Linked DNA regions of Homo sapiens: region 1 is linked to region 2. The links are chromatin loops, found by intact Hi-C in ENCODE. Cell type or tissue: mammary epithelial cell. All regions are shown on one strand. Links, peaks and the distances in the headings refer to the core of each region. The heading gives the core; the rest is flanking DNA.

Region 1 (5,382 bases), core at 91-5,090, 730 kb after region 2:
TCTTGTACTGGAGATCTGCTGGCAATTAATTTTTTCATCTTTGTTTTCTGATAAAGTCTTTATCTTTCATTTTTGAATAGTATTTTCACTGAGTATAGAATTCTATGATAGGTTTTATTCTTTGGTACTTTCAAGATATCACTCTATTGTCTTGTGACTTACAGAGTTTCAGACTGCTGTAATTCTTATATTTGTTCTTTATTCCTGATTGTTTTCAAGATTTTCCCTTTATCTAATTTTCAGCAGTTAGATGAGGTGTGTGTGTGTGTGTGTGTGTGTGTGTGTGTGTGTGTTCTCTGGGATTCTCTGAGCTTTCAGATCTATGGTTTGATATCTTTTATATCTTTGGAAAAATTTGGGGTCATTATCTTTTCAAATTTTTTATCTGTTCTGTTATCTCTCTTCTCTCTCTTTGACTCCAGTTTGTGTTGAGTCATTTGATATTGCTCAACAGTTTTTACATGAACATTTTTTATTTGCTTTTTTCTTTCTGTGTTTCAATTTTGATAATTTTAAACCTACATTCAATTGACTGAGATTTCCACCTCAGCTTTGATAACTAACTCTAAGTAATTCTTCATTTATGATATTGTGCTTCTTTACTTCCAGAATTTCCATATGACCCCCCTTTTTATTTTTACCATTTCATCTCTGTTGATGTTTCCTCATCTTCTCACACATGTTGTTGACTTTTTCAACTAGATCCTTTAAAAACTTTTTTATTTAGGGGGAGGAGATAGAGCAAGATGACCAAAGAGAAGCCTCCAGTGATTGCCCCCACCATCCCCCACCAGGAACACCAAATTGAGCAGCTATCCACACAAAAGAAACATGTTCATAAGAAAAACAAAAAAACCAGGTGAGTGAACACAGTACCTCACTGTGTTTTAACATCATATTAACGGAAGAGGGGCTGGTCGTGGTGGCTCATGCCTATAATCCCAGCACTTTGGGAGGCTGAGGCGGGCAGATCACTGGAGGTCAAGAGTTCGAGACCAGCCTAGCCAACAGGGTAAAACCCCATCTCTACTAAAAATACAAAAATTAGCTGGGGGCTGTGGTGGTGGGTACCTGTAATCCCAGCTACTTGAGAGGCTGAGGCAGGAGAATTGCTTGAACCTGGGAGACAGAGGTTTCAGTAAGCCAAGATCGTTCCGCTGGACTTCAGCATGGGTAACAGAGCGAGACTCCATCTCCCCAAAAAAAAAGAAAAAAAAAGGAAAGAGGTATTGAAGAGGGTAGGAAAGACACTCTTGAAACTCTTGAATTGCCTACACAACCCTTCCCAAATACCCTGGCAGAAGCCTTATGGCATGGAGAAAGAGTCTATGTGCTTGGGAGGAGAGCACAGTGATTGTAGGACTTTGCATTGGAACTCAGGACTGTCCTTTCACAATGGAAAGCAACATTTGACAGAATTCAGCTGCTGCCCATGAAGAGAGTGTTAAGACCAGCCATAGCCAGAGGTGAATCTCCCATCTCAATGGTCAGAGTCTGAGTTCTGGAAGCCCGTCACCATGGGCTAAAGTGATGTAGAGTCCTAAATAAACTTGAAAGGTCATCTAGACCACAGGGACTGCAATTCCTGGACAAGTCCTGGTACTGTCCTGGGCTTAGAGCCAGTGGACTTTGGGTACACATGACCTGGTGAGACACCAGCTGGAGCAGCCAAGGGAGTACTTGCTTCATCCCTCCCTCAACCCCAGGCAGTACAGTAGAGAGATTGTTTGAGGAGAGAAGAGGGGAGAGTAAAGAAGACTTCATCTTACCAGCTCAGCCACAGTGAAATAAGACACAGGCAGGGACCTGAGGTCCCCATTCTAGGCCCTAGCTCCCAGATGACACTTCTAGACATGCTCTGGGCCAGAAGAGAATTGATACCTTGAAGGGAAAAATCTCATCTTGGCAGGATTCATCACCTGAGACTAAAGAGCCCTAGGTCCCTGAATAAACAGCAGTGGTAGCCAGACGGTATTTGCTGTGGGCCTTGGGTGAGACTCAGAAATATGTTGGCTTCAGGTGTAACCCAACACATTCCCCTGTGGTGGCTACAGAGAGAGACTCATTCTGTTTGAGGGAAAAAATGTGATGAGTAAAGGGAGCTTTGTCTTGTAGCTTGAGTACCAGCTCAGCCACAGTGGGGATAGAGCGCCAAGCAGGCTCCTGGGGTCCCTGACTCCAGGCATTGGCTCCTGAACAACATTCTTGGACCTGCCCTGGGCCACAGGGGAGCCCACTGCCCAGAAGAGAGACTCAGGCCTGGCAGCATTCACCACAAGCTGACTGAGGAGCCCTTGGACCTTGAGAGAACACTGGAAGTAGCCAGGCAGTACTTTCCATGAGCCTGAGACAGTGGTGGCCATGGGGAGAGACTCTTCTGCTTAAGAAAAGGGGAAGGAAGAAGGGGAAGGACTTTGTCTTGCAGCTTGGGTGCCAGCTCAACCATGGTAGAATAGAGTACCAAGTAGATTTCTAAGGTTCCTGACTTTAGGTCCTGGTTCCTGAACAGCATCTTGACCCACTGAGGGCTAGGGGGATCTTGTAGCCCTGAAAGGAAAGATACAAGCAAGGCTGGATTCACCATCTGCTGATTGTAGAGCCCTTCAGCCTTCAGTAAACATAAGCAATAGCCAGGCAGTTGTCACCATAGGCCTTGGGTGACACCCAGTGCTGTGCTGGCTTTGGGACCAACCCAGTTCAGTCTCTGTGGTGGTGGCCACTGGGGTGCTTGTGTCACCTTTCACTCAGCTACAGGCAACTCAGCTGAGTGAGACAAACTCCATTTGTTTGGGGAAAAGTAAAGAAATAGAACAAGTGTATCTGCCTGGTAATCTAGGGGATCTCCTAAATCTTACCAAGACCACCAAGGCAGTATCTGTATGAGTCTGCAAGAGTCACAACGTTACTGGGCTTGGGGTGCCCCCAATGCAGATATAGCTGCAGTTACCAAAGACTTAGATCACAATACCCAAGTGCCTTGGAATACTTGGAAAGCCTTCCCAAGAAGGACAGGTACAAACAAATCCAGGCCATGAAGACTACAATAAATACCTAACTCTTCAATGCCTAGTCACTGACAAACTCCACAAGCATCTGAAACATCCAGAAAAATGACCACATCAAATGAACTTAATAAGGCACTAGTGACCGACCCTGGAGAGATGGAGATATGTGACCTTTCAGACAGAAAAGACAAAATAACTGTTTTGAGAAACCTTAATGGAATTCAAGATAACACAGGGAAGGAATTCAGAATCCTATCAGATAAATTTTAACAAAGAGATTGAAATGATTAAAAAGAAGCAGAAATTTTGAATCTGAAAAATGCAATTGACATACTGAAGAATACATCAGAGTCTCTTAACAGCAGACTTGATCAAGCAGAATAAAGAATTAGTTAGCTTGAAGGCAGGCAATTTGAAAATACACAGAGGAAACAAGAAAAAAAACAAAAAAGAGGCCGGGCGCGGTGGCTCACGCCTGTAATTCCAGCACTTTGGGAAGCAGAGGCGGGTGGATCATGAGGTCAGGAGATCGAGACCATCCTGGCTAACACAGTGAAACCCCGCCTCTACTAAAAATACAAAAAATTAGCCGGGCGTGGTGGCGGGCGCCTGTAGTCCCAGCTACTTGGGAGGCTGAGGCAGGAGAATGGCGTGAACCTGGGAGGCGGAGCTTGCAGTGAGCTGAGATCGCGCCACTGCACTCCAGCCTGGGCGACAGAGCGAGACTCCATCTAAAAAAGAAAAAAACAAAAAAGAATAAAACTTGCCTATAAGATATAGAAAATAGCCTCAAAAGGGCAAATCTAAGAGTCATTGGTCTCAAAGAGGAGATAGAGAGATTGTACTGGAATGTTTATTCAAGGGAGAAATAACAGAAAAATTTCCGTATTTGGGGAAATATATTAATAAAGTATAAGTAGATATTAATAAAGTATATATATAAATAAAGATATTAATAAAGTATAAGAAGGTTATAGAACACCAAGCAGATTTAACTCAGAGAAGACTACCTCAAGGCATGTAATAATCAGACTTCAAAGGTCAAGGATAAAGAAAGGATCCTAAAAGCAGCAAGAGAAAAGAAGCATACAAGAAAAGTAACATACAAGAAAGCTCCAATACATCTGGTAGCAGACTTTTCAGTGGAAACTTTATAGGCCAGGAGAAAGTGGCATGACATATTTAAAGTGCTGAAGGTAAAAAAAATTTTTATCCTAGAATAGTATATCCAGTGAAAATATCCTTCAAGCATAAAAAAGAAAGACTTCAAGACAAACTAATGCTGAGAGACTTCATCAACCCAAGACCTGTCCTCCAAGAAATGCTAAAAGGAGTTCTTCAATCTGAAAGAAAAGAACATTAATGAGATTAAAAAATGATTAAGAAATCATCTGACGGTACAAAACTCACTGATAATAGTAGGTACAGAGAAAAACACAGAATATTACAACACTATAATTGTGGTGTGAAAACTCATATCTTGCATAAAAATACTGAAAGATGAACCTATCAAAGATAGTAACTACAAGAAGATTTCAAAACATAGCACAATAAGATATAAATAGAAAAAACAAAAAGGTAAAAAGTGGGGGATATAGTTAAAGTGGAGAGTTTTTATTAATTTTCTCTTTGCTTGTTTGTTTATGCAATCTGTGTTGTTAGCAGTTTAAACTAATGGCTTATGACATATTATTTACAAGCCTCATGGTAACTTCAAATAAAAAAACTTACAACAGATACATAAAAATAAAAAGTAAGAGATAAAATATACAGTTAGAGAAAATCACCTTCACTAAAAGGAAGACAAGAAGGAAGGAAGAAGAGAAGATCACAAAACAACCAGAAAACAACAAAATGGAAGAAGTAAATCCTTACCTATTAATAATAACATTGAATATAAATGGACTAAACTCTCCAATGAAAAGACATACAGTGGCTGAATGGATAAAAAAGCAAGACCCAATGATCTATTGCTTACAAGAAACACACTTCACTTATAAAGACACAATACATAGAAAATAAAGGGATAGAAAAAGATACTCCATGCCAATGGAAACCAAAAAGAGGAGGAGTAACTATACTTATATTGGACAAAATAGATTTCAGGACAAAAACTGGAAGAGACAAAGAAGGTCACTATATAAAGATAAAGGGATCAATTCAGAAAGAGGATATAACAATTTTAAGTATATATGCACCCACCACTGGAGTACCCAGATACATAAAGTGAATGTTATTAGAGCTAAAGAGAGAGATAGACCCCAATACAATCATAGTTGGAGACTTCAACACCATGTTTTCAGCATTGGACAGTTAATCCAGACAGAAAAATCACTAAAGAAACATGAAACTTATTCTGCACCATAAACCAAATGAA
Region 2 (5,382 bases), core at 270-5,269:
AACAGCCAGAGTCCAGAGATAAGGTGAATGGTTGCAAGAGAAAAGGACAGAATAGTTCTTGGGAAAGAGAGAAATTTGAGAAAAAGACAAAGTTTTTTTCTCAATCTGGACAATCTATGACTGACCAGATTATGACAGAGAATTTTCTGGAACAACTCCCAGAGCCTCCTATTTTGTGACCCAGGCACAAAAATTGTTGACTCCCATTAATTCCTACCATTCCTTCTCTAGCTTCCACTTCTCAAAGCTAAAAATTGAAAATAGAGCAAGGAAACAAATGTCAAATGTCCAGAAGTTAAATGCCTGGAGAGAAAAGCTGATCGTACAATAAGACTTGCTAAGATTTATAATGACAGAATGTGAGAGCTGGAAGAAAAGTTGAAGGCCATCCACACATCCAATTGTCTCCTTTTGTAGAAAAGGATGCTAAGACTTAGATTGTGGAAGCCAACTAATCTCAAGTCATACAACCATACGGGTGGAAATGAAATTGTAGCCCTACATCTAGAATTCAAACCCAGAGCATTCCCCCCATACTTTCATGGTGTTGATAGTAAAGAGGTTACTTGTGGCTTCCTGTTCTGAGACTCTGGCTCCTAGTCCTGCCCCAAAATAAAGAGGATATGAATTTTCCATTTTAAGCTTATAATTTTAGACTGTCCACTTTTTCTGTAAATATGGACTCTTCTTCCTCCTTTTCTTATCACCACCTCTGTCCTAGGTAATTTCACTTGGAATGATTTACTGTCACAAAGATAGAACCTGTTAAACCCTCTTGAACTGAAATTCCTCTTTCTTCTTCCAGTCAAGGAGAAAAGTGGCTCTCATTGAACTGAAAATAGGGGGCCAGATGCAGTGGCTCACGCCTGTAATCCCAGCACTTTGGGAGGCCGAGGCAGGCAGATCACTTGAGGTCGGGAGTTTGAGACCAGCCTGGCCAATGTGGCGAAACCCCATCTTTATTAAAAATACAAAAAATGAGCTAGGTGTGGAGGTGCGCCCCTGTAATTCTCAGCTACTCAGGAGACTGAGGCAGGAGAATCACTTGAACCTGGGACGTGGAGGTTGCAGTGAGCCCAAATAGCACCACTGAACTCCAGCCTGGGTGACAGAGTAAGACTCCATCTCAAAAAAAAAAAAAGAAAGAAAATAGGACAGGGCCAGGCGCAGTGGCTCACACCTGTAATCCCAGCACTTCGGGAGGTCGAGGCGGGCAGATCACCTGAGGTCGGGAGTTCAAGACCAAACTGACCAACATGGAGAAACCCCGTCTCTACTAAAAATACAAAATTAGCCAGGGTGGTGGCGCATGCCTATAATCCCAGCTACTCAGGAGGCTGAGGCAGGAGAATTGCTTGAACCCTGGAGGCCCAGGTTGAGGTTAGCCGAGATCACGCCATTGCCCTCCAGCCTGGGCAACAAGAGCAAAACTCCGTCTCAAAAAGAAAAAAAAAAAAGGACAGAAAAGTGACTCCGTACACTTTAAGAAGGTGCAGTGGTCCAAGGACAGCAGGGGGGCAAACTAGTATATTCTCCATAAGACTATCACCAGCCACTCCACAAGTTTTTTTCCTGTCTCACTTGTTTTATTTTCTTTCTGTCTCAATTGGAAATACACAGACAGAAAGCTTTCTTTCTGTCTCACTTGGAAATATATAGAGGTACAGGAAAAGGTAAGACATGTTTTTCTTCCATGTGTTTCCTCAGCTTTCATTTAGAAAACTTTTATTTATTTTGCATAAACATTACATTCACTTTATTCCAAATTCAACATGTACAAAAGCTTACACTAAGAAAAGTATTCCTCTTTTCCTTTCCCCACCCTCCTACTTTCCTCCTTAGAAGCAACCACCATGATCCATTTCTTCAGCAATATTTTCTGCAGAAACAATAGCTTTCATTTTGAAAGTCATTTATGCCATCCCATGCCCACAGAGAATTCAGCCCACTTATTTTTAGAATATATCTCTGGAGAATCATTCCTTTTTATAACATTTTACTGAAAATCTCTGCCCACCTGTTGATTAGAGTATTGCAAACAGACAACAGTTGTTCATGCTCACTTACCCCAAGAGTTATCATCCCTGCTCCAGCAGTGCACCTGGGAATCGCCTGAAAGGAAAGTTCTAGGATACACACACACTTATCCAATGGCCCCAGTTCTCCCCTTCTATACTCTCTCCTAGGCTCTCATCCTATTTTCAACCCCCTCAACTACTGAACTGCATTTAGCATTGTTTATCCCCAGGCTGTTTGGGTTTGACATTTGGCAAGGTTTTTCCAGCAAAGACCTTGACAACTCTCATCAATAGTTCCGATTTTTCACTCTCGATGTTGCCTTAGTTTACCCCCAATAACGTCCCCCATTGCTTCATTTCCCCTGCAAACATCTTACTTTAGTACCTCATCTCTCTCCTGAATCATTATAACAATCTAATTTGTCATCGCCATCACTGTCCTCTCCTCTTTTCAGCCAGCCATCTGATTTCTAACTCAGAAATCTTTTACTATTCCTAGTTCAAAATAGTTTGGTGGGAAAAATGGAAGCTCTTTACCTGGGCATCTGTAGATATTTATAACTCTTCCATTGCCTGCCTCTCTACCCTCTTCTCATACTATTCTTTTTTTTTTTTTTTTTTTTTTTGAGATGGAGCTGTGCTCTTGTTGCCCCAGGCTGGAGTGCAATGGCACAACCTCAGCTCACTGCAACCTCCTCCTGCTGGGTTCAAGCGATTCTCCTGCCTCAGCCTCCCAAGTAGCTGGGATTACAGGCACCGGCCACCGCGCCCAGCTAATTTTTTGTATGTTTAGTAAAGATGGGGTTTCACCATGTTGGCCATGCTGGTCTTGAACTCCTGACCTCAGGTGATCTGCCCATCTTGGACTCCCAAAGTGCTGGGATTACAGGCATGAGCCATTGCACCCTGGCCTTTTTTTTTTTTTTTTTAAGACAGAGTCTCGCCCTGCCACCCAGGCTGGAGTGCAGTGGCGCGATCTCGGCTCACTGCAACCTCTGCCTTTTGGGTTCGGGCAGTTCTCCTGCCTCAGCTTCCCGAGTAGCTGGGACTACAGGCGTGTGCCACCACACCAGCTAATTTTTGTATTTTTAGTAGAGATAGGGTTTCACTATGTTGGCCAGGCTGGTCTCAAACTCCTGACCTCAGGTGATCTGCCCACCTAGGCCTCTCAAAGTGCTGGGATTACAGGTGTGAGCCACCACACCTGGCCTCATACTAGTCTTATGTCAGAATTTTTTATTTTAGTGATATTGAGCTGCCTGAATTCCCTGAGTGTGCCGTGCTGTTTAACTCCTCATGTTTTTGTACCTGCTGACTGCCTGGAATATTCTTTCACTCTTTGTTTAACTGAAAAATTCCTATTTATCCTTTAAAACAGAACTCAGACCTTATTTCCTCTATCATACCTTATGTTTGTACCTTTTACAACCTCTACTAAAACTGAGTTGAAATTACCGGTTTATATGTCTCTCTTCCCTATTAGAGCTGACACTTGGGGATATGAAGATGAAGGCAGGAACATGTTTTCCATATTCATCTTCTTACTCTCAGTTCTAACAGAGTCTGTATTTATTTCCATGGAAAGATATTCATGATACATCGATGTAAGTGAAGAAAACAGGTTATAAAACAGTATAATATATGTATGGTTTGAGCTCATCTTTGCCACAAATATATGTCAATGTCACACATCACAATTTGTAAATATAAAAGTATTTGCCTTATTTATTTAATGTGTTTCTCCCTCACTAGGCTGAATGCTCTTTGAGGGCAGGGATCAGGTGTTCACTGCTGTTTATGCAGTGCCTGGCACAATGGCTGGCAATTAATAAGCATTTATACATTTGTTAGAAGGGAGAATGTGCATCGAAAAATAACTGGAAGCATGAATACCCAAACCTTAAAGATGGTTGCCTCAGATAATAGAATTATGGTTACTGTGTATTTTTTCTTTATATTTTTCTGTATTTATTGAAGTTTTAGAAATGATAATATATTACTTTCATAATCATAAGAAAAATTAAAACTGCTTTAGGAGGGATGGAAAGAAGGAATTCAGAGGCCCATTAGGCTCTAGTTACTACTTCCTCAGTCACAGTAGATGATATATGGATTTGCCTCAGACACAGGACCTGTGGGGAGCTAGGAGTGCCAGAGATTAAAATAGAACCAGAGGAAGAATTATGAGGAGAGAGGTGCTAGTAGGACACCTGATTAGTGGGTCCCTTCAGCAAGAATCTTCAAAGGCCTCCCATCACTTACAGAACAAAATCCAATCTTTTTTTTTTTTTTTTTGATAGAGTCTTGCTCTGTCGCCTAGGCTGGAGTGCAGTGGCACAATCTCAGCTCACTGCAAGCTCTGCCTCCCAGGTTCATGCCGTTCTCCTGCCTCAGCCTCCTGAGTAGCTGGGACTACAGGCGCCTGCCACCACACCCGGCTAATTTTTTGTATTTTTTTGTAGAGACAGGGTTTCACCGTGTTAGCCAGGATGGTCTCAATCTCCTGACCTCGTGATCCGCCCGCCTCGGCCTCCCAAAGTGCTGGGATTACAGGCGTGAGCCACTGCGCCCGGCCTAACAAAATCCAATCTTATCAGCAGAACCACAGAGGTAGCCATTAACAAGCTTAGGTGCCTCCCCTTTCTCCTCTCCCTCCACCACCCTCCTATTTGAGCCTCTAGAAATACTGAACTACTTGTGCTTTCCAGAATACTCCCATTCTCGGGTCTCTTCATTTTCCTTCAAACTCATTCTCTCTTTGACTCCATGTATCCAGGTCACACTGATGCAAGAGGTGGGTTCCCATGGTCTTGGGCAGCTTTGCCCCTGTGGCTTTGCAGAGTATAGCCCACCTCCTAGCTGCCTTCATGGACTGGCATTGAGTGTCTGTGAATTTTCCAGGTGCACGGTACAAGCTGTAGGTGGATCTACCATTCTGGGGTCTGGAAGATGGTGGCCCTCTTCTCACAGCTCAACTAGGCAGTGGCCCAGTAGGGACTCTGTGTGGGGCCTCCAATCCCACATTTCCCGTCTCCACTGCACTAGCAGTTCTCTATGAGAGCCCTGCCTCTGCAGCAAACTTCTGCCTGGACATCCAGGTGTTTCCATATATCCTCTGAAATCTAGACAGAGGTTCCCAAACTTCAATTCTTGAAGTTTGTGCAGATGCAGTTCTGTGCATCTGCAGGCTCAAAACCACGTGGAAGCTGCCAAGGCTTGGGGCTATGCAGCAGACTTCTGCCTGGACATCCAGGTGTTTCCATACATCCTCTGAAATCTAGGCGGAGGTTCCCAAACTTCAATTCTTGACTTCTGTGCATCTGCAGGCTGAAAACTACGTGGATGCTGCCAATGCTTGGGGCTT

Evidence for each region. Peaks named below come from ENCODE experiments on the same cell type or tissue, not always from the same donor. Only the 100,000 strongest peaks of a DNase experiment are listed, where the experiment ranks them.
Region 1: it touches region 2 in a loop (16-fold over the local background); 3 of 110 quality-filtered maps call a loop at or near these places.

The regions. Positions count from the first base shown.
Region 1 is chr15:50,160,882-50,166,263 of GRCh38, reverse strand. It overlaps a transcript of ATP8B4 not described here. Among named protein-coding and RNA genes, the nearest start is that of SLC27A2, 19 kb to the left of the region's middle. In mammary epithelial cell, for the core only: no CTCF peak of the experiment used is centred there; DNase peaks (open chromatin) are centred at 2,043 and 3,073; H3K27ac peaks cover 178 bases.
Region 2 is chr15:50,894,308-50,899,689 of GRCh38, reverse strand. No RefSeq gene overlaps it. Among named protein-coding and RNA genes, the nearest start is that of AP4E1, 12 kb to the left of the region's middle. In mammary epithelial cell, for the core only: no CTCF peak of the experiment used is centred there; no DNase peak of the experiment used is centred there.